7 separate regions of the Mus musculus genome follow, and regions 2, 3, 4, 5, 6 and 7 are each linked to region 1. The links are chromatin loops, found by intact Hi-C in ENCODE. Cell type or tissue: left cerebral cortex. All regions are shown on one strand.

The links. Peaks named below come from ENCODE experiments on the same cell type or tissue, not always from the same donor. Only the 100,000 strongest peaks of a DNase experiment are listed, where the experiment ranks them.
Region 2: it touches region 1 in a loop (4-fold over the local background); 2 of 42 quality-filtered maps call a loop at or near these places.
Region 3: a loop joins it to region 1, with 2.7 times the contacts of the local background. A loop is called at or near these places in 3 of 42 quality-filtered maps.
Region 4: a loop joins it to region 1, with 8 times the contacts of the local background. A loop is called at or near these places in 2 of 42 quality-filtered maps.
Region 5: a loop joins it to region 1, with 5 times the contacts of the local background. A loop is called at or near these places in 2 of 42 quality-filtered maps.
Region 6: it touches region 1 in a loop (13-fold over the local background); 2 of 42 quality-filtered maps call a loop at or near these places.
Region 7: it touches region 1 in a loop (3.0-fold over the local background); 3 of 42 quality-filtered maps call a loop at or near these places.

What each region holds. Positions count from the first base shown.
Region 1 is chr9:23,949,635-23,953,634 of GRCm38, reverse strand. No RefSeq gene overlaps it. Among named protein-coding and RNA genes, the nearest start is that of Npsr1, 150 kb to the left of the region's middle. In left cerebral cortex, no CTCF peak of the experiment used is centred here; DNase peaks (open chromatin) are centred at 887 and 1,950; H3K27ac peaks cover 3,019 bases.
Region 2 is chr9:24,184,636-24,188,635 of GRCm38, reverse strand. The region is part of intron 3 of Npsr1 (neuropeptide S receptor 1); the gene reads right to left. Among named protein-coding and RNA genes, the nearest start is that of Npsr1, 89 kb to the right of the region's middle. In left cerebral cortex, no CTCF peak of the experiment used is centred here; a DNase peak (open chromatin) is centred at 2,115.
Region 3 is chr9:24,501,009-24,505,008 of GRCm38, reverse strand. It overlaps Dpy19l1 (dpy-19-like 1 (C. elegans)), which reads left to right and starts at 1,869. Exons shown (of 23, transcript NM_001359948.1): 1 at 1,869-2,170. The coding sequence starts at 1,879. LOC115487153 (a long non-coding RNA gene) reads left to right here and starts at 2,476. Exons shown (of 2, transcript XR_003948106.1): 1 at 2,476-4,000. In left cerebral cortex, CTCF peaks have their summits at 377, 1,755 and 3,146; DNase peaks (open chromatin) are centred at 975, 1,713, 2,299 and 3,246; H3K4me3 peaks cover 2,960 bases; H3K27ac peaks cover 1,748 bases.
Region 4 is chr9:24,210,135-24,214,134 of GRCm38, reverse strand. All of the region lies in intron 3 of Npsr1 (neuropeptide S receptor 1), which reads right to left. Among named protein-coding and RNA genes, the nearest start is that of Npsr1, 110 kb to the right of the region's middle. In left cerebral cortex, no CTCF peak of the experiment used is centred here; a DNase peak (open chromatin) is centred at 2,298; H3K27ac peaks cover 1,812 bases.
Region 5 is chr9:24,278,788-24,282,787 of GRCm38, reverse strand. All of the region lies in intron 4 of Npsr1 (neuropeptide S receptor 1), which reads right to left. Among named protein-coding and RNA genes, the nearest start is that of Npsr1, 180 kb to the right of the region's middle. In left cerebral cortex, a CTCF peak has its summit at 1,653 (motif pointing right); a DNase peak (open chromatin) is centred at 468; H3K27ac peaks cover 458 bases.
Region 6 is chr9:23,578,887-23,582,886 of GRCm38, reverse strand. Gm39311 (a long non-coding RNA gene) reads right to left here and starts at 1,613. Exons shown (of 3, transcript XR_870585.3): 1 at 1,550-1,613. In left cerebral cortex, a CTCF peak has its summit at 1,671 (motif pointing left); DNase peaks (open chromatin) are centred at 1,535, 2,446 and 2,644; H3K27ac peaks cover 2,617 bases.
Region 7 is chr9:24,515,380-24,519,379 of GRCm38, reverse strand. No RefSeq gene overlaps it. Among named protein-coding and RNA genes, the nearest start is that of Dpy19l1, 14 kb to the right of the region's middle. In left cerebral cortex, a CTCF peak has its summit at 2,324 (motif pointing right); DNase peaks (open chromatin) are centred at 2,394 and 3,411; H3K27ac peaks cover 999 bases.

The DNA.
Region 1 (4,000 bases):
TTGCTCTTCTTTGTGCCCAGCTGTCCTTGGCATAATAATCAATTCCTTAGGAATCTGGTGAACTAGACTTATGGTATTGTGTATCTATGTCTTTCTTAAAAAATACATAAATGGAATCATAGCATATGCACTTTCAATTTTATTTCACTCAGCTATAGCTTTCACAGTCATCATTGTAGTTTTATAGGTCAGTAACACAGCATTCATCAACTTGAGTGTGTTAAACTGTCTTTATCTTCCTTGTATGAAGCTGAGTAGCCCATTATGAATTGCATATGTTCAATTTGTTAATATGTATTTATTGGTTCACTTATTTAAATGTGCCATTGTGGGATTAAACACAGAGTCTCTTCCATGCTCTGCTATCATCCTCAGCTCCTTTAAAGAATCTTGTAATAGGGCTGACTATGTTCCTCAGGCTCGCCTTGAGCATGCAATGTTCCTGTCTCAGCCTCCCAACTGACTTGGCTTAAAGACATGTTCAGTTTGTTGAGGGTTCATTGTCAGTCTTCTGGAAGTGTTATGAGGATGTAAACAATGACCCTTTAGAAGAAACTTATTTAAGGATGGCATCTGCCAAGGTAGAACAAATAGAGCTTCTTCTAGACTATATAAAGAAGACAAAGCCCACATACACTAACCTGCCTCTAAGGGTCTGCAGAAGCTTGGACTCAGTTAGACCAGAAGGGTATGGTATTGCAAACAGGTGACTTACAGATAGAAGATAGAAGACACCTATGATGGAGCCTTAGCAAGTCCCATGCTTTATGTTGAGACACTTAACACTTTAGCACTGAGACCAGAGAAAAAGCGGGTCCATCTGTTCTCATCACTTCTAGACAAGACTGTTGTTGAAATCTTCCTACAATAAAATCTCTAGGAATCAGAGCCTTCACAGATGGATAGCTAAAAGCAGTCAACAAAACCCTTATGCCAGCTCCACACAAGACACTCCAGAAGACTGGCAATGAAGCCCTAACACACTGAATGCCAGGCATCGCTGTACATGTCTTTAAGTCAAGTCAGTTGGGTGGCTGAGGCAAGAACATTGCAAGCTCAAGGCCAACCTGAGAACATTGTCAGCCCTATTACAAAATTCTTAAAAGAGCTGGAGACAATTGTGAAACATACTTCAGAAATTCTTGCTTTTCTTTAAGCATGATCTTTTAAGAGTTGATTTATTTTCTTTTCTACAATGGCCACAGCAATAGTTTCTAAACCACATGCTTTTCTATAATAGGAACTTGTTATTTTACCTATGAGGTGGCATCCAATTTATTTTTTCCTTTTTGCTGTTTAAAATTATTTCGTTTATTTTTACTTAATATATGCAATGTTGAGTATCATCTTCAAATAAAATTTATTTTTAAGCCGGGCAGTGGTGGCGCATGCCTTTAATCCCAGCACTTGGGAGGCAGAGACAGGCAGATTTCTGAGTTCGAGGCCAGCCTGGTCTACAGAGTGAGTTCCAGGACAGCCAAGGCTATACAGAGAAACCCTGTCTCAAAAAATTATTTTTATTGTTTTTTTAGCCACTTTTTCTCCCCAGCCCCTTGGCTCTGGAATTCTTCTACCCACTCCCATTAACTTATGTCTTGGGTATCCTATTGCCTTCCTTCATTTCTCTAGCACAAAAGATAACAAGGATGAAGAGAGAAAGGCACCATTCATTATACACTGCCATGGGGATATGACTAGTACAGATATTATGGAAACAAGGATAAAATTCTCAGAATTTAAACATATGATCTGGGGGAAAAGGCTTGCTGGATAAATTGCTTGATGCACAAGCATGAGGCTATCTCGCACCAAGTACAGGGTGGGCATAGCTATGTGTTTCTGTCATTCACAGCACTAGGAGGATCTTAGTGTCTCACTGGCCAGCTGGTCTAACCAATCAGTAAACTCCAACTTCATTGAAAGAGATTACCTCAAAATAGCTAGCTAGCTAGCTTGATGATAGATAGATAGAGGCAGAGGGAGATAGAAAAGAAAACTCCATCCATTTACATCTTACTTCCAGAGGTGAACGTGCACTGAAAAGCACATGCATATCCATATATTTTCACACATCCATAAAACATACTCACACATCCTACATACTTCTCTAAAATTGAAAATAGAACTATTACACAACTTAGCTCTATCATTCCTATGCATATAATCAAAGGATTCTCTATCCTACCATGTATATTTAGTTATACAACTACTGTTGGTTTCTGCATTATTTATAACAGCAAGGAAATAAAGCTAACCCATATGTCCATCAAGAAATAAATGGATACCGAGAACAGAAAAATGTATGTGTATACTTTTGGGGTATATTATTCTTGTGGTTGTTTAAAAACACTCCAGCCTTACCTGGCTGTGATGCCTGTGCACAACAACAATGGCTAGCATGATGAGATATTCCTAAGAATGCAATAATGCTACACATATCTTGACAGTAGCCAACAGCTTTCGAATTGTACTAATAGGGATGCTCAAAAGGAAGGAAATTATGCCTAGTGTGAGGCCATACATCTTAGATGAGAGCCTACTAGTATTGCTATATTAAATCATCATAATTCCTAACTACCATCCAAATACATATCCTTATGCCCACAGATAAATTTAGCTCCTATGCCCTTACGAAAACTCTTCTCTTGACAATGGAAGGATCCTATTACAGAAAACCACAACTGGTAAAAATGCAGATAACAGCTGATTACAGAGTGTCCATCCCCATTAATTACAACCCTTGCACCTAAGGCTCAGGAAACATCATAGAAGTGGGGGTGTTAAGATTGTATGGAGCAGAAGCTCAGAATGTGCGCTACAAGATTGTGTTTCCTAAAAATGACAGGAATGCTTCAGTTATGATACATATGGAAGGGGGGTTATGTCATGGGGCCCCACCCTTAGGTAAAGAACTACAAGAAGTTAAGGAGTGCTGAAAAGAGAAGTAGTTGTCTCCCAGTATGAGCTCTTAACTGGTTGTACAATACTAAGTGGTCAGCTCTGAAATTCTCTCTCTCTCTCTCTCTCTTTCTCTCTCTCTCTCTTTCTCTTTCTCTCTCTCTCTCACACACACACACACACATACACACACACACGTGTATATATATATACACACACATATACATATATACATATATATGCAACACTAAATATGCCTGTGAAGTTGTACTCATGTACTCATGCAAAATAATCTCTCAACAATATTTAAAAAGATCTTAAATTTGAGAAAGGATGAAGGTGTTGGCAAGTTGGAGGAAAGTGAAAGAAACAGTATAGCTATATTTACCCACATAAACAATATAACTTAATTTAACAATATAAACAATTTACATTTTAACCAACAATTGCAATTCATTTGCAACAATTGAAAACAAAGGTATAAAAATAAAGGACACCAATTTATCACAGAATGGAGAAATAGAAGACTTTTGTTTCTTTTTCTTCTGATCCAGGCAACTTATCAGGTTCTGTTTGGTCAGTTATGAGAGATTCCTAAAGATAAAATGTGGTGAAACTGGAAGACATCACACTTCTGTGAAATGGAAATGATACTGAGAGTAAAACTCTAGTTTTAGTTCTGATTTAAACTTGTTTGGATCTGAGCATGTGGGCTCATCCTGCAGCTCAAAACATTAACTTAAAAATGTGCTTGTTGTGTGCACACGATCACCTTTATGTACTGTGATGTTCACTCTGGGACATGGAGCTGTTCTTATGGAAATTTGGGATTTCTTTTGGATGTCTCGGAATAATTTAGAAATGGACTCAGGAGGAAGCTTACTAACAACATTATCACGTCAAATGAACAAACAAACAAACAAACAGGACAGGATAGATAACATGAGAATCTTGGTGACTGGAGGTGTAGGGGATGGAGAAGAGGAGAGAATGTTGTGTCTTTTGCAATGCAGTTCAGCAACCAGCCAAGTAGTAGGTGGGGGAGAGTACTTTAAGAAGAAAGACATAAAGAGGCCTCCATGATGATCCAGGTTCTTTCATA
Region 2 (4,000 bases), 240 kb before region 1:
ACAAAACCTGGGTGTCAGAGAATATGTGCAAATCAGCATTGGGAAACAGAGACAAATACGTCACTAGAGTTTTCTTTGGTCAGACAGCCTAACTGAGCCAATGAGCTTCAGGTTCAGTAGGAGACTCTGTCTCAAAAAATAAGGGGGAGAGCAATCAAGGGAGACCCTTGAGGTTGATCTCTGACATTCACAGGCAAAGACATGTTCATGCATGCATGTATATAAACACACACACACATGAGCACACACACATGGCCAGGGTTAAGACATTGGAAGCATTTTTTTTCTCTTCTTAGTTTCAGTGCTTGGCATAGAATTGAAATAAAGTATTTTGGAGATGCATGTAGAAAGTACTTTGTTCAGATCTGATGGTGGAACTGGTGAAGAACTTCTTTTGCATTCATGTGTTAAGGGTGGCAAACCCTTAGACTTTCTTCCTGTAAGATGCTAATCTCTCAAACCTTCTTCCCTGCTGCTGTGGCATTCAGAGATAGTTCTGCTCTAACCCACTTCCATGTCTCCCGCATTTACTCTTGCTTCTCTTCCCAGAACACTCTTCCATTCCTGTGTCCTCCCAAAGGGCTTCCATCATCCACTATCCTTTCCACAGACCTTTTCTATGGCCTTCTGAGTGCTTCTCAGACTTATGTTTCCAGCAATTGGTTGGATTTTCTGTATTATAAATGTCACCTCTAGGTCATTGTTTCCTTCTGTTGTTTGCTGCTCCAGCTGTCCATCACCCTTCCCCTTCCCACACTATCACCTTTTAATGACATCATTCTGCTGAAGCACAAACCATCTAACTACCTTTCCTGTTATAGTCTATCCCTAAAACTGGGAACTGACAGATGCATCCTGGGAAAAGCAAACTCAGCCCCTACTCCTTACAACCTATGCTCCTCTGTACTGCCTGGCTCTGTATCGGAAGTCATAGGATAGTTGCAATGAAGCTTGTATACCCATTCTAGAAACTTTGAAGAGTCAGAAAGCTCATTTTTCTTGGAAAGTAAAAGCTCTTTATGGCAGGGCCTTTGTTATACTATACATAGTGGCCATTTCTCCTAATGCAGCTCCTCTCTGTGTCCAAGGACAGCTTTCTCCCTTCAGTACCCTGACAGCTAACAGAGAATCCTCTTCTCTTTTTCTTTTATTTATGACATGTTTCTATATATGTCACCTTATATCTTTAGATGACACAAAAGTATTCCCTTAAGATATTTTCCCTAGCACATGCTTGCGTGTGTGTGTGTGTGTGTGTGTGTGTGTGTGTGTGTGTGTGTGTTTGTATCCTCAGAGATGTGCTTTTCTCTTCTGCCTTCCAGATTTGACTTTCTCTCTCTCTCTCTCTCTCTCTCTCTCTCTCTCTCTCTCTCTCTCTCTCTCTCTCTCTCTCTCTCTCTCTTGGTATGAAGTTTGTTTCTAAAGTTCTTATGTTTATATATATTGTCTTCATTGCTTTTCTCAGAAAAAAAAATCCAGATTTGGTTTTATATTTGATGATCAGTAGGTGATATGGCAATGACTTCCTCTCCTTCCTGTGTTTACTCTTTCCCAAGATACAGCTGGATACAGATCAGAGTGGGTAATGCCAAGGAACACCTAAGTTTGTTATGGGTCTTTATTATCCAGGCTCAGTCTTTTTTCTTCTCAAGTGCTTGATTCTTTAGGATGGTGAATTAGTATAGACACACACACACACACACACACACACACATACACAGAGCAAACACGCATATACCATGTACAGTTCCTAGCACAGAACTTACAGTGTTTAAACGAATTCTCTATGTGCACATCTGTCTGTGTCTTCCTGAGAATGAGCACAAAGTATTGTGCCCCATATCTGCCCCTGTGTCCTGACCGTTTTTCTCCAATGGGATTCAAATCCCTTTCTTGAAAGTAGAAAGTCTGTACTTTGCTGTACTTTTTTTCATAGCCTGGCAGTGTCTGAGGAGTAGTTCTTCTGTCTGCTGGATCATATATCGGAGGATTCCAATCTCTGTCTTCCTTTGTCTGGCTGTCTGTGTTTTGAAAATTGAATTTAGGTATGGCATAGAGGGCTCGTGGGCTTGGCGTTGCTTAATGCAGCTCCATCTGCTTCATAATTAGTGCCAGTTTCTCTGTGAGTCTGACATCAGATTGTCTGTCACTGTGGTTTGCCATAGTAATGAGAATTTCATTTTTTTTCCTCACATTTTGAAAGTGAGAAAATGGGACAGGTTGCAATCAGGGCTGTTAGCCAGGCATGAGCTTGGGCTGGAAGTCCAGCAACATTTTGCATTCGAGAGTGAAAACTGTCTGCCTGTGATTTAGGGATACACTCTGGCAACACTATTCGAATACACTTAAAATGCTCATTCTAAGGAAAGAATATGGAATATATATTTATTTAGGAAGTTGCTAGGTGTTTCAAAATCCCTTTCTTACTTCCCGTAATATTTCTGAAACTCCGTACTGGTGTTGGCGATAGAATGTCACTGTCATGGAGGAAGAGCATGCTGTGGACGTTTTCTTAGGAGGGATCTTTACTAGGCTGCTTGCTGTTTTACTAAGGCTCTGAACAATCTGGTGTGCTAACCCTCTGCCTTCTAACATATAAGATAGGAAAGCACTCGGTGACAAGTTACTTCAGCCATTAGCGTTTGATCAAAAAGAGAAGAAGATCTCCTTCCATTTCTCCTTTTTGAGGTGTAGCACACACATATGTGTGTGCATACATGCATGTCCTCTGAGAATGTTGAACATCACTCCGGCCTCTCTGACAGCAACCAGATTACCATTCTGTCATTAGCTTGTAAACACTTTCCACGAGCAGCTAATAGGTACTAATTGCTCATATTTATGACACAGTACTTTGGTTTGTCTTGTGTCAGTGTAACAAAATACCAGAGTCTGTGTAGTTTGCAAAGAAAAGTATCTTGTTTTTATCTCAAATTTGTAGAGGTAGGATTATGTTACCTCATTGGGCTAAGGCCTCACTCTATGCCACAACATGGAAGAATGACGTTGCACAGTGAGGACACATGTGACAGGTGTAAGAGGATGAGTCACATGACAACGGAAGAGAGAGTCTAGGGAAAGGCCAGGATTGATCTTTACAACAACCCTACTTCCAAAAGCCCTAAGTCATCTGATGAGGCAAATATTATTCATTTCATGAAGGTTGTCATCATTGCATCATCTATGATACCATGTATCTTAAGAGTTACATTACCTGCTAATGCCATTACACTGCAGACTAAGCGTCTAGCCAACAAACCTTAAGGGAACATAGTATTGTGAACACAAAACACAAACTCCCTTAATGGGGATAACGTAAAATTTATTCTGGACCCAAATAAAAAGGATAATGGCCTGGAAACACAAATTGGAGTCATTCCAAATACTATGACCCAGTGTGGATTCAGTTTCATGAAGTTTTTATAATAACAGACCAGAGAAAAACACAAGTCAAGGCACTTTTAAATATGTTCATGGAAACATTGAGTACATGGTACAGCAGCACAGAGAAACTGCTATTTGATGGTGATCTTAGGCTCTTCGTTGGTGGAGGCTAGGGTTTTGTTAACTTACTGCAAATATTTTTGCCTGTTGGTTGCAGAATGTTAGGAATTCACAGAGGTGGACAAGGAATGCCTGCTTCAGGGCTAAAGAGACACTAAGATAAGTCAAAATCAGGCTGTGGACCTGCAACGTTTCCACATACTCACAATCATTGAAGTCCTAATCAGTCAACGGGCCACAGAGACTGTTCAGTTGAAGACACAGCTTTTTTTTCCACAGGATCAGAGCCCCAGAACCCAGTTACACACATCATGAGCAAGTCCCATCTCCATTCTTCTCTACTCCCCGTGACTCTGAGCACCTTCTCATCTCACAGGCTGGACTGTTAAGAATGGCCTCTGAGGTCCTTCTACCTTTTGTTCACCTCACAACTCTGTCCTTGCATCTACTAGATGTTTCATGTGTATAACTTGAGTTTACATTCATACGTATGACA
Region 3 (4,000 bases), 550 kb before region 1:
TCCTGTACTCATCCATTCATTTACTGAACAAGAAAATCATCTAACAGAATTGTACCAATTAATCAGTCGCCCCTCCCCCACCACAAGTTTTCCCCCACAGAGCCCAGAAAGCACTAGGAAACTTTTTTCTTTTTGTACACACTTTTAATTTTTCTCATACAGTATATTTTGATCATTTTTCCTCTCCCTAATTTTTCCCAGAACCTCCCTATCATTCAACTTCTTACCTCCCAAATCTTTTTAAAATACCACTCAAAAGCACAAAAATGAAACCTGGAACAAGCAAAAGATCAGTACAACAACAACAAAAATGTCAAAGTAAAACAAAAACTCCACAAACAACATAACCACAGAGTTCGTTTTTTTGTGTGTTAGCCAACTACTGGTGGGCCCAAGGACTGCCCTGGATTGTGGGTGATATAACCAGTGACACTCCATGGAAAAACTGATTGGGAAGCATGCCCCACATCTCAGGGACAAGCAATCCAATACTGTAGCTCCGTGTGTCTTCTAATTAATAAGTATGCTAGTGATGAAATTACTGTTATTGTCTTTGGCAGACACTGAAGTAAATTTCTTTTAATCTGGTAGGTTATAAATTTAGTATCAACCCTAGAAATAACACTCTATCAACCTGATACCTTATTTCACAATATAAGCCCCTGTATGACACTGTCAATCATTTTTTTAAATAGAGGTGTCTTAAACAGTTGTTCCTTGTTTTCAATACATAACTTAATAATCAAACTCAGGAAACTTACAAAGTGTAATATAGCGGTGAGTCCTTTAACAAAATCCATTCTTTGTGCCTGAGTTAATGAATGCTCATATTAATAAAGTCGTGAGCAATAGAAGCCAGAGCCTCCTGAAACCCCTGTAATTACTGTGGAGAAAAGTGAAACGATGTGCCTTGATTTCCAGCATCCAGACTTTTTGGAACAAGCTCATTTGGACAGGAGCCAAGAAATAAGTCTCGCTGCTGCAATTCTCCAAGGCTTTGTGCAAATAGCAATGGGCTGGAGGCAAGGAAGGTTAACTTGGAACATATTCTTTTTTTTTTTTTTTCTTTTTTCTTTCCCTGGGCTTCTTCATTAACTCCTACATCCTGCTATGAGAAAATTCGTTTTCAAGTGTCACATCTTTTAGCCGGTTTCCATACTTTCAGTATACATGAGGTAAAAGTAACACGTGGATAACCTTCCCTGACAGGCCCTTTTCATTTATGACTTGAGTTTGGGTTCCTACCCAGGCCTTCAGATTACATCCTCGCTCCGACCTACCGGACACTTATTTGAATACTCGGTCCACTCCCTGCTTCTCATCCTTGAACCAGAAACCTGGCTGTTCTGAGTGGCGAGGTCACACTTTTACCCCGTTAGTTTCTTGCACAAGCCTAATGCACAGAAACCCCGGAGTGTACCCACGGCGCCGTTCCGTGGCCACTAGGTTCCCGCCCCGCGCCACGCCGCCTCACAGCCAGATCCCCGGTTCCCGAGGGCGCACTGCCGCTTCCGGGAGGTCGTCCACGCTACTCCCCTGGCCGCCGGTCCCGCCCCGCTGGTAGCCCGCGCGTGCGCGCTTGGCCGCTGGAGCGCGCCCGGGCGCGCGCGCCGGAGGGGCGGGGCCGCGCCGCTCGCAGTTTGTCCCCGCCTCCGCCCCGCGGCGTTCCGTTGTCGCCCTGGCAACCCGAGAGCGGCAACGGCGGAGGCGCGGGAGTCCGGCGCCGCCTCTCGGCCGCCACGCGGTAGGCAGCGGCCACACGGCCCGCGCTGTCCCCGCCTCCCGGCCCGCCCTCGCCGGCCAGAGTGAGCGACCGCCAGTCCGCGGATCCCGGCCGCCGTCCGGGCGCGCGCAGCTAGCGGGCGCGACTATGCCAAGATGGTCCTGCAGGCGCGGAGCAAGCACCGGGACGCGGCTCCCAGGCCGCCCCGGTCGGCCCGCTCGTCGCCGCCGCCACTGAGCGGGGCATCCGAGGTGGACGCCGGGGAGCTGGGGTCGGAGCGCACGCCGCCGTCGCCGGGGCGCAGGGGCGCGGCGGGCAGGAAGGGACCCCGCGCAGGGACCGCCGCGCCCGCCCCGGACGGCCTCGCGGGCCGCCTGGCGGCCGGGCTGCACTGGGCGCTGGGCCTGCGGCGCGGGCGCGGCCGGACCTGGAGCACGCTGCTGCTAGGTGAGCCAGTTAGCAGCCCTCTCTGACTTTTCCCGGGACGCTCCTGCCTCCTCCCTACTCCTCCCCGCTCCTTCCGGGGCTCAGCTCCACACATCCTCTGCCCCGCGGTCCGCCCGGGCTTTTAAAAACATGGCCCCGAGATCAACAGCTGCTCGGCTGGCCGCGGGCGGGCTGGTCCGCGCCGAGGAGACTGGATTCTGCCTGCATCCACAGTCCACTCTTTACCCCTGGCCCAGCCGCTACTTCGGAGGATGGTTTGCTTGGTGATGCGAGCGATTCCTGGAGCTCGAAATACCCAGGTTTCCTGACTTAGAAAGTTGCCAAACTTATAATTAAATTTTAGCGTGCTTTTTCCCTTCTTGGCCGCAAACACTGAGGGTGGCACTTCGTGGTTCTGTCACTTTTCAGGCTGCGTCGTGTTTTGGATGCCCAAGCTTTAACCTTGCCTGCTGGCATCTCTTTACCTTCTTCCATGCACCAAATGGATGGGATGTAACTTGTGCCTAGAAGAAATAAAGTTGAGGCATTTACGTGTGGACTATCTTCTGGGTTCGTTTTCTGTGACTTTGTCGGATAAGGCAAGTTTATAGAAGTTGGATTAATAGGCCTAATTTTAACAAGCCCTTCATAAGGATTCTGTGATATTTTTGCCACGATGGGATTTAGTTGTTGAATTATGTAGTGATATTTTCTTACTATCTTTTCCCTGTTGCTTAATGACCTCTAAGAGTTTGGGGTGCTTGAAGTTTGGGGTTTAGACAGACAATACAGCAAAATCAGCCTTCCTGTGGGGCCAGCCTCTTCTGCAGCTGTATAGTTATTGAAAGCCAGTCATGGCTGTGTGTTTGTGGGTTCAAGAAGGCTGGCATCGTTACTAGGATTTTTTTTTTTTAAATACTTGGGTCAAGATTTGGCAAATTCATTATTTTCATCATTCCCTCCTTCAGCAGCTAGCTTGAGAACATGGCAAGTGTACAGGTTAAATCCACCTTGGGGAGGCAGCGTGGTACAGTGGCTGAGGTTGAAGGCACTCAGCACTGGTGCAGAGTGCTTGATTTTGGTTTAAGTCTCACTTTGAGGGCCTTCCTTCTGTGTTATATGGAGTTATCCCATGCCCTGCTTACCCAGGGATGTCCTGAAGAGCAATACCAACTCCTTGGGTGATGCATGTTTGTACCCAAAGCATTTTACAGCATCAGTTCCTATGTAAAAGCAAATGCATAATCCTGATTTCTGATCCCACGGCAGAAGAAAGCTCCAGCGTTTGTGAACGGCTAGTACAAACAGCAACTGTAGTAGAGTAAGGGATGACACTGTTTATTTTAGGGAGAGACAATAATAGATTTTAAAGGGTCCTGTTCTTTTCATGTTTTGTGGTACAGTTCCTTTGGGTTTGCTTATACTGGATGGCTTATATTTGGGTTTACTAATGCCCTTGCAGAAATACTGTTTTGTTCAATGCAGGTGGGCAGCATTTCTCTTGACTTGCTCTTTTTGACTTTGTGAGTGGAAGTACAGTGAATGTGGCAGGCCGTAGTCTTAGGTGTACCCTGGATAGAGGTCACCAAGGGTGGGAGTTAGGAGGAACACCACAGTCTCTGTCTTCTCGCTTGGCCATCTGCTGTGAGACCACACAGCACCTGGAGAGAATGAAGGCTCTGCTGAAGGATCAGGATCTGGTGTCCTTGGGTCAGTTCTGGCCCTGTACTCTCAAGGCCGGTATCCATAGTGATTTCTTTTGTACCACCATGTTGTGGAAGCTCAGAAAGCCACTGACCCTGCAGAGGGTCAGCAATTTCCATGTTTTTGTAGGCTGTGTAACTAACTACA
Region 4 (4,000 bases), 260 kb before region 1:
TAGCACTCCAAATTGCCACTCATCACCCTCTCACTAGATCATTGGTGTCACAGAAGCGTGGCACTACTGGTGCATGGACGAAGAAATATGGACATTATTCTCAAAGATGTGTGGTTTGTAAAACCGAGGGGGTAAATGTGGACCCTGTTCTCAAAGTTGTATGATTTTGTTTCAACTTCTCATCAAGTTTCCAGATGGAATGGTTTACCTGTGGCAGGGGGACATCAGACACTACCCACTTAACAAACTGTATTCTCTGCACCTTTAGTTTTCATTGTTGCTTTTGTTCTGTGGTTTTGGTTGAGTGTGTGGTGTGAACATGTTTATGTGTTGTTTCTTTTTACTGCAGTCTCAGTGGAGTATTTTTTTCCATTTTGTTTCCCATCTCAAATGCTCTTTTTTCTCTTTGATACTGTCTGTCTGTCAACTCCATTTATTTTTTTCCGAGACAGGGTGTCTACGTATAGCCCTCCCTGGCTGTCCTGGAACTCACTCTGCAGACCAGGCTGGCCTTGAACTCAGAAATCTCCCTGTCTCTGCCTCCCAAGTGCTGGGATTAAAGGCATGCGCCACCACTGCCTGGCTCAACTCCATTTTTGATTGTTTAGTTGCCTTATTTCCAACATTTTTGTTTTTTCCCTTTTCAGAGTCTCGGTTTCCTTGCTAAGTTATTCCTTCAGTTTGGGTCTTTCCTTTGCATTGTCAAGCTTTACATCCTCTTGGCTGGTTATGACGTCATCTTAATTTTCATCCTTCATTCCTCTTCTCTAGCCCTCTACATATGCATCATTCCTTTGAAAAGTAGAATTCTAGATTCTTTTTGATTCATTTCAGCTAGTTTGTCCTCTTTGCTTTTTTCCTGGTTTGAAGAGATTTGAGACCTTGTGGAGCTGCCATGGTAGCCTTCTCTCTGTTTCCATGTTATTCACGGCAGTCTGATAAGGGTTGGAATGGATGTATACTCTGGTGTTTTCATTTCCTTATTCTCATGACTTTATTTTTTGTGAATTTTCATGGAAACTTATCTCTATTGAAGGTGGGCACTGATAGAAACAATGACTAAACAACAGGTCTGCCCTGTAGCATTCAGCAAAATACTTTTGTACTTCTATTATAGCCCCTGATATGATTCAAGAAAGGAGGGCCAGGAAACTGCTCAAAAATATAATTTATAGACTTTTAGAGCTTCTAAAACTATTTTATGAAAAATATTAAATTATTACAAATATTTAAAAAGTTTGAAACTAAGAGTAAGTAGGGAAAAAGAGTAAAGTAGAAACAGGATAAAGCATACTCCTTAGCAATATGATAAATAGCAGACAAAGTAGAGAGTAAGTGCAAAAAGGAACAGATAGTAGTCACCAAGGCATCTCAAGGCAAGGCATTGGCTGTATCAGGACAACTAAACATTGGAAATACAAAGGTGTAAAGAGGAGGCGTGGGAAGACTGTAAGAGACAGTGGTTATGGATAACATCAAATAAACCATGATTTACAAGCAGGGCAGATGCATGTATATTAACTCCAAGTGATTTTGGCAGCTTGCATTGAATTTGGGTTACTCCATCCAGACAAAATCTCAACAAAGAGAAGTAGAGGAGGACACTAAAACCACTACTGGCTAAGGAGTTACTAGCATTAGATAGCTTCTGGGGGTTCAGTTTTTCTTTCTTTCTTTCTTTCTTTCTTTCTTTCTTTCTTTCTTTCTTTCTTTCTATCCATCCATCCATCTATCCATCTATCTATCTATCCATCTATCTATTTATCTATTTCTATTTTTTAATTATGTGACCCATGGTAGGTTAACTACATTCCAGGGCACCTCCAATCCCAAGACCATCTGGGCAACACAAACTGGACTAGTTAGGAACAGAAGGAGAAGAATAATCTCAAAGTTGGAAAGGATGGATGGTTGAGAGTTTGGAAAGGGGAGGAGTAGAGAGGAGTGAATGTGATAAATATACATTGTAAGAAATTCTCAAAGAATTCATAAAATACATTTTAGAGCAAAGAGAATATAAGAAAATGAAGTCAAATTCATAACATCTATCAGCATTTCTTCCTAGCTGGGAGGGATGTGGTTTGCCCTGCTCCCCACATTATATTTCATATAGCTGTGTGAGCAAGTAGGAAGATGGCTATTCATCAACAACACAAATAACTTAGACAGGATGCCCCTCCTACTGAGAAAAATGTTTGTGTCAGATGTATCTTTTGGTAGGTGCTTCCCTATTCTGAACAAGGGATGCCTCTCTTAGTATTTTGCGCCCACTTGCCAGCTGCAGCTTTCTCTTCTCTGTCCTGAATAGTCATGCTTCCAGGCTGCTTCCCTCAATGTTCCTGGTTCTGTGGAGGTGGGTTGTGGGAGGGCTGTGTTTACCTTTGCTGTGGGGTGTTCTCTTTTAACTCAGATCCAGGCTCCTTTTTTTTTTTTTTTGCCTGTGTTTTAATAGTCTGTCTGAAAACAGTTCTATTTACCTATGAGACTGCCTTATAGCTCCTGTCTTATACAGCCATGCTATTGCTTGCCTGTATGGTACTGTGTTCCACAGTCTTCAAGCTTCACAGTGATAGCAGGGAGGTTATACTATTCACTTCAGTGAAACTCAGCTTTGTCACTGAAGCTCATCATGTCACATTTCAACCAGAATAGAATCTCTGCAGCCAATGGCGTTGCACTTCTGATCTGGCCACATTTCACCTAGCACATGTGGCACCCCTGGAGCTAGCCATATTTCAAGCAGCCTACTCTTTCTGCCACTCGCTGAAGGTTGTTTCTCCACATTTTCAAGCCCATCATTCCTGTGTGTTTGCTAGTGATCTTCCTCTCTTCTGTCTTCGGCGGGATAGAGCCTGTTCTTGTTCTGGTTCTTGTTCTTGTTCTTTTTGTTCCTTCTCCTTTTTCCTCTTCCTCTTTCTCCTTGTTATTCCACTTTAAAGGGAGAGGATGGTGGTATGGAGAAGTCAGTATTCAATTATATGCCTCTTAAAGGAGAGTTAGTTTAGATTAAAAATACAAAAATAGGTGTGAAGTCAAAGGGCAATGTTTTAGTTAGGCTTTCCATAGCAGTGACAAAACACGATGACCAAAAGTAACCTGTAGAAGAAATGGTTTATTTTAGCTTACAGGATAGTGATGTATATCACAGCTAGTAACTCAAAAAGGACAGGAACTTGGAGGCAGGAACTGATGTAGAGGCCATGAATGAATGTTATTTACTTGATTGCTCCTCACAGCTTGAACAACTTGCTTTCTTACTGCAGCCAGGACCAGCTCAGGGGTGACACTACCCACAACTGGCCGGACCATCCACATCAGTCACTAGTTTAGAATGTTTCCTAGAGGTCTGTCTACAGGCTCATCTTATGGAGGCATTTTATCAATAGAATCCCTCTCCCCAAAAGACTCTAATTTGTGTTGAGTGGACATTAAACTAGACAGAAGAGACAGAAAAAAATAATTGCATAGATAATGGTTAAAAGACATATGGCACTAATATCAGATAAAATAGACTTTAAGCTGGGTGTGATGGTGCACGCCTTTAATCCCAGCACTTGGGAGGCAGAGGCAGGTGAGTTTCAGAGTTCAAAGCCAGCCTGGTCTACAGAGTGAGTTCCAGGACAGCCAGGTCTACACAGAGAAACCCTGTCTTGAAAAAAACAAACAAAAAAAGGACTTTAATACAAATATCATAAGAATTAATTGTGGATATTCTATAATAGTAAAATGTTCACTCATAAAGAAGCTATAATAATAAAATGGTCATTCATAAAGAAGCTATAATAAGTATGTACCTAAGAAATTAAGGAGCAGAGCTCCAAAATATAAAAAGTAGATTAAAAGGATTAAGTGCAAAAATATTTCTATAGTGACAACTGCAAACTTCATTTTCTACCTCCAGAAATGTGCATGTCAGTAGCACAGATATCGTCATAAAATCTACAACCACAAGCAATACTATTCTGATCAACTGGAATAGCAGACATCTATGTCACAGCCC
Region 5 (4,000 bases), 330 kb before region 1:
ATTTATGTTCTAACACAGCTTTGCCCTTTTGAGAATGTGACATAGTTGAAGTCATGTGGTATTTAGCTGACCAGATTGACTCCTTTCGTGTAGCCGTGTGATTTACTATTTATTTCTTCATGTGCATCAACAGCTTATTTTCTTATATATTAGAGAAAAAATACTCATTGTCATATTCCACGGACTTGCCATGCTTTGTGAATCCATTGAACTGCTGATGGGTATCTTGGTTGGCAAAAGGTTTTGATGATTACTAGAGCAACGAAAACCACCTTTATGCAGGTTTTTGTGTGGATTTAAGTTGTCTGCTCAACTGCACAAATGTCTATGATCGTAAATTGCCCAACTGTGTAGAGAAATTATGCATAACTTTGTAAGAACCTGTCAAATTGGTTTTCAAAGAAGCGGTATCATTTTTAGTTCTGTCTCCAGTGAGCCCAAGGTTTTATTAATATGCCAGTGTTGGGCATTGCCAGTGTTTCTTATTCTTTTCTGTAAGCTGTCTGTTGTGTAATATGTGAGTACTGGGACCTTCATGTTCTAACTTGGGATTCACTAATGAGATGCGTGTTTGCCATCTTTAGTGATGCACCTACCCTTTCCTATTTTTAAGAGGGTTGCTTTTATTCTGTTGTCTTTTAAACTTTCCAGTTATCCCATAATGGTTTTATGATATTACATTTATGCTTGTGATTCATACTGAGTATTTTTAAAGGTACAATATCGGTGTTTAGGTTTTAGTACTTTATTTTTAGTGCATGCATCAATATTTTACAGAACACCTTAGTGGTAACTGCAAGTACTGTGACCAATTCTTTTCTATGTAGAGAGTGAAGACATTTAAACAATTTTCAATAAATAGAATTTGTGTTGTAATTAACAAATTTCAATCCTCGTGTAAACATTTTTATTCAATATTCTATATGTGAGTATTATTTATGGCTAGACAGCTTATGATATCAACTACTACACACTCAAATTTGTGAATCGATTTCTTACTGGGTGGGCATCTTGAATGTCTTGACCATCCCATCATATCGACTGCTCACACTACCAGTGGGGCTCTTTCTTTCTCCTCTCTCTGGAACCCCACAGCCTTCCCAAAACTATGGCTGCTCATGTTGCCTGGAACCACATTCTCTTCTTCCCTCTGGAATCCCAACCATGCCCCCTTCCCAGGATCTCCTTACTCACTTGCTGCTTGACCTCATCCTTTTTGCAGTACTCACACTGTTCTCTTCCCAGGCAGAGCCCTCACTCTCACCTCCCTTGGACACATTAATGCCACCATCCCAGGCCATATCTCAAGCTACTCCCTGCAAGACTTTATCTGTTGCTTTGAAAATTGAGCCCCACTGTCCTTCTTGTGGGAACTTCAGTCCCTTCCTCTTAGAAATAGCACACCCTCCCTGCCTTCTGGTCTTTGATGGCCACCATCCCAGGGCCCTCTTAAAGTGCCTTTTTTTCTTAACAGGTAGGGTATATTGTCTATCTTGCCCCTGGCACTCCATCATCACCACCTGAGGACCTGGATGAGCCCCTGCTCACTGCATAGGCAAAATTCTCATTTCTGTATGGCATTTCAATAAGAGAGTTATTTATTTTTATTTTATGGGCACAGGTATTTTGCCTACATGTATGTCTGTGTACCATGTGCATGCAATGCCTGCAGAGGCCAGAAGAGGGGATGATACATTCTGGGACTGCAGTTACAAACAGTTGTTAACTGCCATGTGGGTATTGGGAATCAAACCTAGGTCCCCGAGAAGAACAGTGTATGGTCTTGAGTGCAGAGCCACCATTTTAGCCTCTCATTCTGGCATCCTAGCCTACCATTTGACAAGCTGTATGGAATACCCACTTTCCCCATAGGAAATCATTGCATCTACTCCCTTGAAAGCAACTTACTCCTCTATATCAGGATATGTGTTGATTACCTGTTCATCCCTAAAGATAGAGGTCACCTCCCATGCCCACTCGTAACCAAACCACTGAGTTTCAGGAACCTTGTGGAGCCTTTGCCAGCTCCCCCAGTCAGAAGCCATTTTCCCAGTATCTGTGCCTGCCAGCCCCATGACTAAGCACTGCCTGGAGCAGTTGCTGCTCAGGTCAGAGCCACACCTCTCTAACCCTGCAGTTCATGCTCCACTCTACTGACCCAGACAAAGTACCTGCAGAGCAGGTCAGTCCTTGTGACTTTCCCTAAGCTGAACTGAAATTGCCTCAGCTACCTGAGTCACAAATCAACACTAACTGGCCACAGGAATGAGGTTGAAATATATGCTAGCTATTTCAAACCCAGCAAAGTCAGCGTAATAATCACAACAAAAAAATTCAGATTAAATTATCCATTTAATACAGGTGATCCAGAACTTATATCACTTTGTTTGAAGAGCAAGAAACTGGACAGGAAAGTTTTTTCATGCTATCTTTTATAGTGTTGAAAGATACTATAGGGTAGATAAGGAAAGAAAACACATGAGTGGTTGTACCCAGGATTGGATCCTAAACAATACTGACTGGTGCAATAGTGGCACAAGATTTATGAAGATAATTAGTTACTTTCTTATGGGAATTGATGCCTGATTCACAGAAGGGGATTCATGCCTAGCACTGTAATCTTGGTCTAAGATTAACTGCAATTCCAATTAAAACCCCTATGTCATTACTCACAGAAATAGAAAAATCTATCCTAAAATTCATATTTGTATGTAACTACAAAAGATACCATATGCCAGAACAATCCTGCAGAAAAAGAACAATACCGGAATCTGCCATTCCAAACATTAAGATATATGTGCTGAGTTGTTTTGTAAAGTGTAAGTACTGAACTCTTTTTGTGTCCTTGAAATAAATTCCACTTCTTTTTTTTTTTCTGCACTCAACTTTATTTTTTTTCTTTTTTATTAGATTTTTTTTATTTACATTTCAAATGTTATCCCCTTTCTTAGTTTTCCCTCTGAAAATCCCCTATCCCCTCCCACCCTCCCCCTGTTCCCCAACCCACCCACTCCCATTGCTGGTTCTGGCCTTCCCCTATACTGGAGCTTAGAACCTTCACAGGACCAAGGGCCTCTCCTCCCATTGATGACCTACTAGGCCATCATCCTCTGCTACAAATATAGCTAGAGCCACAAGTTCCACCATGTGTTTTTTTTGATTGGTGGTATAGTTTCAAGGAGCTCTGGGGGTACTGGTTAGTTCATATTGATGTTCCTCCTATAGGGCTTCAGTCCCCTTCAGCTACCTGGGTTTTTCTCTGGCTCCTTCATTGGAGACCTTGTGCTCCATCCAATGGATGACTGTGATCTTTCACTTCTGCATTTGCAAGGCACTGGCAGAGCCTCCCAGGAGACAGCTATATCAGGCAGGCTCTTCTTGGCATCTTCCTAGTGACTGGGTTTGGTGGTTGTTTATAGGGTGGATCCCCAAGTGGAGCAGTCTCTGGATGGTCTTTCCTTCAGGTTTTGCTCTGAACTTTGTTTCTTCAACTCCTTCCATGGGTATTTTGTTCGCCATTCTAAGAAGGAATGAAGTATCCACACTTCGGTCTTCCTTCTTGAGTTTCATGTGTTTTGCAAATTGTATCTTGGGTATTCTATGTTTCTGGGCTAATATCCACTTCTCAGTGAGTGCATATCATGTGTGTTCTTTTGTGATTGGGTTACCTCACTCAGGATGATATCCTCCAGGTCCATCCATTTGCCTAAGGATTTCATAAATTCATTGTTTTTAGTAGCTGAGTAGTACTCCATTGTGTAAATGTACCACATTTTCTGTATCCATCCTTCTGTTGAGGGACATCTGGATTCTTTCCAGCTTCTGGCTATTATAAATAAGGCTGCTATGAACATAGTGGAGCATGTGTCCTTATTATCAGTTGAAAAATATTCTGGGTATATGCCCAGGAGAGGTATTGCTGGATCTTCTGTTAGTACTATGTCCAATTTTCTGAGGAACTACCAAACTGACTTCCAGAGTGGTTGTACAAGTTTGCAAT
Region 6 (4,000 bases), 370 kb after region 1:
CCACCGAAATTAAAGGTATGCATGTTTGAGTAATTCTTTTCCATGGGGCTAGTCATCAGCTTATATGTTAATTTTCATCTCTACACAAAGACTCATGAGCCCTGTCTTTGAAAATAATGAATGTAGGCCCATTTTCCTCCTCATACAGTGTATCTGGAGTATAGGTTTAGTCCCACATGACCAAGCCCTTACTACATAATAGTGAGAAGAATAACAACAATGATAGACTACACAAGGTAAACATTTTCTTTCTTCAACAAGGACCATGTGTTTAAGAGATGCAACCAACAATCAGACAGAACTCTTTGCCTGAAGTTAATTGCTTAATTTTATATGAAACATATCCCGTTTTCTTTGACATCTCTGGTATGAGCTAGAAGTTAGTTTAGGATAATCAGTTTCAAAATAAATAGCAAACCATAATTTGTTCTCCTGGTTGAGCCCCAATTTCCTGCTCAAGACTTGCAGTTATTTCCAGTCATTTGCAAAAGACAAAACCTTGCTGCTTTGATAACCACGCTGGACTGCACGTGAATGAGCATGATGCTGAGTCCAAAGCACTTTCTGATAGATTGATAGGTCCAATTTTTTTTATGCTGCCAGTAAAATAATAACTTGGAAGAGAGCAACGAGAAAATAAATCAAAACTATAAGCTGTAAAAATAAGCTGGATCATATCTAAGAGTGTGTCTGATTTGTCTGATAATCTTTCAAGAAGTGTATCAAAATGCCACTGGGGTGTTTCTGATTTTTCCCGGACTCACTGTGAACTGTAAGAGATGGAAAAGTACCCCAAACACCAAGAAACAAAAAGTATAATTCACATACCGTCAATTGATGCCAATTGAAAGTACAAAGTTCCCTTCCAAATTGTTCTACCAATTTTCCATACTCCTTAGCTTGTCTAGGTAAAAACGGCTGCTTTGTGCCAAGAATTTAAATTGTAGTGAGACTTTTGAATGCTTATTTTGGTTAAAAGGCTACAGCTTTAATCTTGTTCAGAGAAGCTGCAACAAGAAATAGGAAGAAGGCGATCATAGCAATAGAAAACTGAATAAAGAAGACCCCTGCTACTTCCAAAAGAGCCGGTGTGAGTTTACACAACTGTCCTTGGAGGAGTTATGTTGCAAAAATCAAATGTAAATACTCCTGCTGTTGGGGGCATGGGGTGAAGCAGAGTACATTCATAGCTGCTTTGAATTGTGACTTTTATAATCCTGTAAAGTCATATTTATCCCTGACATCTCTGGAAGATTCATTACACACTCCACAAAAGTTACCAGGAAATGTATTTGATTCCAAGCCTGTCACACTCATCCACAGTCTTCCCTGATATATGCGAGACCAAGCCAAAGCCTCTCTGCAGAGCTTTGGAGACCATTCACCATCTGCCACTATTTTTCTAGTCTTATCTTTCTTGGCTTCCCTCTACGGCTATTACATAAACCCTCTCTACACTTTATGTAATGAGATTGTAGTTTCCTAATCAAGTAATGCTAATTCCCATGTGAATATGCTCTCCAATGTGGCTCTTTCTGCTTGAAAATACCTTCTCCCCTGCAGTCACTGTGCCGGAACAAGGCTGAATTCTCCAACACCCTGGCAGTTTCTCCCAACAGACTTTGTCAAGATTCCCTTTGCACAGTTCAGTTAAGTGGAACTATCGCCCTCTACTGGCCTGGGTCCAACACTGCACGTGTAATTAAGCTTACAAAACGAAGCTCTCCCTGGTGATTGTTTGGACCCTAGACTTGTTGGAGGTTGGCTGGGGATTTAGATCTGTGGGGAGTCAGAATGCACCTCCCTAGAGCTGAATGAAGCTGCCTCTCAAGCCAAAAAGAAAATGAAGCTGTCAGGCAAAGACTTTCATCATAGTCCAGCAGGCTTAAAGAGCCAGAATGGAAAGGAGAATTCATTAAAATGTCATTCATTAATAGGAAATTCCAAATGATTCAAGAGGCCAAAGGCACAATCTTTAGCATCTCTGCTGTCACACCTCATAGCATTAACTGTAAGCACAGGTAGGTCCTGGGGCTTCAGCAAATATCTGGGGTCAGACTGTAGATTCTAGTGAAGCTACCCATTAAGCCGCTATAATTTTATCCAAAGCTATATTTTTAACACATGACTCAACGTGTGTATTGATTCTCTTTCCATGTTGGTTCCCTGAACCAGGACACTCCCAGTGGTCACAATGACTGTCTTGATATTCATCTGGTTAGAACCCCAAAGGTCCTCAGGTTCTGACTCTTTCAAAATGGTGTCAAATTCTGTATGTCACTGTAATACTGAAACTCCAAAAATTTCATTTCCTTAATAATGTTACATGACCATCTTTCATCTTCTGAAGTATGGGGATAACTCTACTGGAACTAGGCCCGACTGGCCAAGTCTCATATTAAAACTGCAGAGGAAATGTAAGTCCCCAGAATACAAGCATGACAGGGATGGGAGCCAAGACCCTCTGCTCACTCCTGGCGCTGTCTCAATTCCCTGAGAAACGAGAACAGGCGCTGTTTCAACATTATGATGTAATCTGCCCATCAGTAAAGGCAATTATTTGTGGCAGCTCAATATTCTGTGTCCCTCACAGTGCAGGAAATGTCCATGTGAACAGCTTACAGGCTGCTGTGGGCAACCCTAGAGGAAGGAGTAACAGTTCTCTGATGAATTGCAGTGTTTCACTACAGAAGGGAATTTTGGCTTCGTTTTAGCAGCTTTCCCCGAGTGTTGATGTCTTGAATTTGTCAGTGATATAATCTTTGCCTGAATATAAACTCTCATAACTGTCCCTGTGTTTCTATAGACTCATAACTGGAATAGAGTTCACTTTGAGTATTAAAAATTAGATTAGAATAATAGCTTTCAAAATCATTTTAATTGTACTACTATTTGTCCAATTATTTGTTTGAAAAGTATTGCCAGTAAACAAAATGATCAAGGCAACTTAGGGGTGTGGCATAGAAACCGAATTTAGGAAAGAATTCAGCAAAATTCATTGTAATAGTCTTAAATTTAAACATTACTGCCCATCACAAATGCGACCTTTTAAAAAACTCAGACATAATAGAAAAATAGTTAAAGACATATCCAGGTGTACTGATCACCGAAGATAAAAGGCCAACTGTGGGAACTAGCTGTCTACCTGGGAAGTAAAATCATAGAAGGCCACCTTTCATCTGATAGCCTGGGAGATTCATCCTCTCTCTGTTGAAGGACAGTTTTGAAATGTTGCAGATATAAGTCCCTTATCCTGCTCTATTTTTAGATGACATTTGCACTTAAGACATTCAAATTATAGTACATGTACAGCAAACACCAAATCCTGTCACCAGGATGTTCACATTGCACACTGCCTCTTCCTTACTAACTCATGGGTGTAGACTTTGTTTTTCTCCTTCAGAGGGCATGCCTCTATGTCCTTCAAAACCATACACTGAGTAGGCCAATAGCTGTTCTCTCTTCCCATCCCCTTATGCCAAAGGACAGACTGGATGCCCTTAATCTAATACTCTGAGGAACAACGGTATGACTCTGCATCTATATTGCAGGGGGGAAAATAATCAAGAAATGCAGTGCTTAATTCATCTTTCGATTTTGTATGTTCGACCACTGTTATCTTTCCATATCATTTGGAGCAGATCTTTTCACATCATTCTGAATTGATCTCTCACTCACCTCCAACTTGGCATGACAGGAGCGAAGTGACATTGATCCTAGTAGCTGACATTTTTCCTGCATTTGTTAACAACAGTATGGGATTCAACATTGGTAGAAACAGATGTACGATGGATAAATAAACATTCAGAACCGACTTCTCACCCTGGTTCCTTTAAACTTGGTGTATTAGTAATTGGATCCTACTTTCATAGCTATTGTTGTGCTAATGCTTTCTTTTTGTTGGCTTATTTAACACGAATGAAATATAAGTAGGAAAGGCATATATTTTGCATTTCTATGTGATTATTAGAAAAACGGAACTTATAGTTGTGACTTTAAG
Region 7 (4,000 bases), 570 kb before region 1:
CTCCATATATATATATATATCCACAAGCACACACTGCAAAGATACTTGTAAATTCAGACCCACATGTGAGACTCTGCCACTAACAGCAATATTCAAATGTGCAGAATGGAAATTGTGTTGTTTTGATCATTATCCTATTTAGCATATATAAAGTGCCATGAGTTGCAGACCCTGTTTCCTTGGAAATTGCTGTTTCTAGGAAATAGCAATTATGTTGCAGAGGATACCATTCCAAACTGCAGCAAGTGAAATGCACATGATCCCTGCCCTCATTACGTTTCTGGTCCAGCAAGCCTATTTAAAGCACAATAAAAAAAATGTGGAGAGATGCATACATAGTCATGAGGTCTATGAAGGTGAAATCAACTAAGGCCAGGAGACTGAGTAAGAGAAGGGTCTGTGTGAGACTTAGACCTCCTGAGGTGGCGTGTTAGATGGAGAGATCTGACTGAAACGAAAGGTCGTGGGGAGCATTAGAGAGGTCTAGGAAGGTTTCCCAGTCTATAAAAATGGCTAACACGTGTGCCAGAATACTGGGCATATTTACAGTGTGGCTGGGTGAGCTGGCAGAGCTGAGAGGGGAAGACGCGTTGTAACGGCATATCCCTGTAGCTGGCTTCTAATTTTCCCATGTACATTTATCTCTCTGGGTAGCCTCAAATTCTTTATAGAGTCATCCCTTGTGCTTCCTTTATTTAGCCTCACTGCTTCTGACCTTGACACTGCACTGGGCATGGAGCAGATTCTGAACAAAGTCGTGATGGGTGAAGATGTTAGAGTAGCGCAGTAGAAGAAGCAGCTGCAGGCCAGTAAGTCCATAACAGGAGAGCCACGATTTCCCAGAGTACTTCATATTTGTCCTGGTTTGCTTTCTGTCATGGTGATACACATCCAAACCAAAAGCAACTTCCAGGCCCATCATCTGTGGAAACCAGGGCAGGAGCTTGAGGCAGGAATGTGGAGGCAGGAACTGAAGCAGAGACTACAGGGACCTGCTTACTGGCTTGCTCTCCATGACCTGCTCGGCTTGCTTTCTTTTAGCTGCCCAGGGGAGTCACTGCCCATGATGGGCTGGACTTCCACATCCACTTTTAATAAAGAAAATGTCCCCATAAACATGCCCATGTGCCAAACTGACAGAGATAATTCCTTGATGGAGGTTCCCTCTTTGCAGATGTTTCTAGATTCTGTTAAGTTGTCAAAAACCAACCAATCATATATTACTCTTAGGTCTAATAGAGAGTTCTGCTAAGGGCAATGCCCTCAGTTGACCATGGTGGCACTCAGCATCAACTACCCAGGGTTGATCCAGTGCCCATTCAGGGCTAATGCTCCACTGTGACACTCAGGCCACAAAGTATCCCATGTCCTCAAGGTGCCCAGGCCCCTTAGAGACACTAGTAGTTCTTTAAGGAGACTATTAGGAAGGTGTTTTTCCTACAAAGTGTTCTGTAGGACCATGGCTTTCCACTTGGGCAAAGATGTTATTACTCCACTGTGGGCTTCTGACATGACACAGGGACAGTGGAGACTCACCCGGCACTGAGTCACTTTGTCCTCAGAGGATTTCCACATACCACTCTAGAAGCTCGGATACTTTCTTGTATGAACAAAATCATAGATAGGAGTTAAGCAAAATCAACTAGGCTTTTGAAATGGTTTGCTTCTGCCCTAGGACTTTACAGAGCCTTAAGCATCCTAAAATGGCAATATTCCTTTGTAAAATGCTTACAGAATGCATAGTGGATTGGTGTCCTTGATGACTTAGCAAAATGTACTCTACACACATCTCTGTTAGCTTCACGACTGTATATTGCCTAATTAGCTGCAATTGAATTTTTTTAGACAATAAGCAAAATTATAACCTAGGTTTGCCATATGGGAAGCTTTCCCTACTCCCAAACATTTCTCCTGTTTTCCTTATCCTGTATCTCTTTTCCTCTCCACTCCTCTCCTCTCCTCTCCTCTCCTCTCCTCTCCTCTCCTCTCATCTCCTTATCACCTTCCCCATTTCCTAATCCCTCCTCACTTATTCTCTATATTATACAAGAACATCTTGAATAAAATAAACTCAGAAAGCAAATAGAAACTTAGCAGTGATCATTTTTAACTGGCTATAGAGCTCTTGGAAGGAAAAACTATGAAAAAATGATATCTTAAAGACATAAATAACACATAATTATTGACTTAAGTGCTCTGTGAATGCCAAATGAAGATATATTATATGTGTCTATGAATTTATCTCTGAAAATATATTACACATATCTCTGAATGAATGTGCTCACTAGGCATTGAGCACAGTGCTGCTGTGATGCGCTGCAGTACACTAGGGGGAGCCATTCATCGGGATTCTGTGTAACCATCCTCTGGAGTACAAACTTAGAATGCTGCAGTAGATACAGCCAAGGAAGCAGATGACAACTGAGGATCTTAACAGGGCATGGTTAACTCAGGAAAGACGCTAGACCAGCACGCACCCAGAACACACATTTTTCCTGTAAGTAACAGAGTAGGCAGGTGGGATGACTCCCATCTACCTCTACAGCACTGTCTGTACTCAGTTCCGAACAGACTACCAAGTTATGAGAGAAGAGGCAGCAAGAAAATCAAGGCAGGCGGTCGGCTCGGTGCCACCTCTCAAAGAAGACAGAGCCACCTGCGCACAGCAAGATTCCAGGAAAAGCCAGAGTGCCCTGGAGCCTGTTCCTAGAGACCAGCAGTCACTGGGTGTGTTCGTGCTGTAGGATCCTGGTGGGAAGGAGCTGCCCCTGGATGCCAACAGGAAGGAAGAAATCCAGGCTGGCAGAAGGCTTGTGTAATGCTTTAACCTCCATTGCTTCCAAAGGCTCAGAAGTCATCTGGCTAATTCTGCAGTGAGTGGATGAATTGATTCTAGCCAAGCAGCTGAAAAATCCCCGAGTGATCCTGGAAGTCACTTTCTTGTAGCCAACAGCACAGAGAATGACTCTCGAGTTTAAACAGCAAGAATGTATTAACTTACACTGCTTTGGGAGTTGGCGCATTCAGCCAGGAGGTTTTCATCCTTTGCTGATGACAGTCTCTAGGGCTAGGCTTCTCTTGGGAACTTTTCCATTTGTAATGCCCAGAGCCTGGGCTGGGAAGAAGTACACATCTGAGGCTGGTATCCTGAGGATGGCTGGTACCTCTCGCTGCCACAGTGGGGTCTCTCCTTCTGCACCTCCTGGCATGGTGACCAACTGGATCCAAAAGTGCTTGTCTCAGGTGGAATTGCCAGTTTCTTTTGTGATTAGCTGCTCTGGGACCAGGAGGCTGGTCACCGTGTTATTTCCAGCACTCATTCCTGGGGGCAGAGAGAAGTATTGCCTGGGATCCTGGAAGCAAGCCCAAACCCCTCAGAATCAAAGGATATGTAGGTTGTTTGGAGAGTCCAGCGGGCCTAAGTTTCTCATCGGTTAAGTGCAGCTGATAACTTGCAATGGAGTTCCGTGGAGCATGGGGGCATAGCTGGGCTGATGAGGCAGATGGAGTCACCTGGTGAACACTGGCATTCTGCCCAAACAGAATATGGAGGAAGACTAACTTGCAGCTGGCACTATATGCCTTACTGCTTTGAGCCTGAAAGTCACAGTTTCTCATTCACAGGGCACTACAGAACAGATAACCACCCAAACAGTAAAAAAGAGTATTTTCCCCCCTTTAGAGTAGCATTAAAGTCATTTTGAATGAGACAGGAATATTGCCAGTCAGTAGTTTTGCTTTTGATCCAAATCAAGTGCTTAGACCTGTCACTCAATCTCCGTCCAGCAGGCTCAGTCAAGAGCGGTAGTGAGTTAGTTGCCATTGGCGTAGTTACCAGAAACCATTCCATTTGTGTAAGATGGATAAACATCTTGTTTTATACTCTTTTCAGTAGTCATACAGTTACGTTCATCAACTCTTGGTTTAGAAACATTAAAAAGACAGCTGTATGAGCCCACCCACTCAGGAAAACATCAGGTGCTCAAGTACAGGAGTGTTT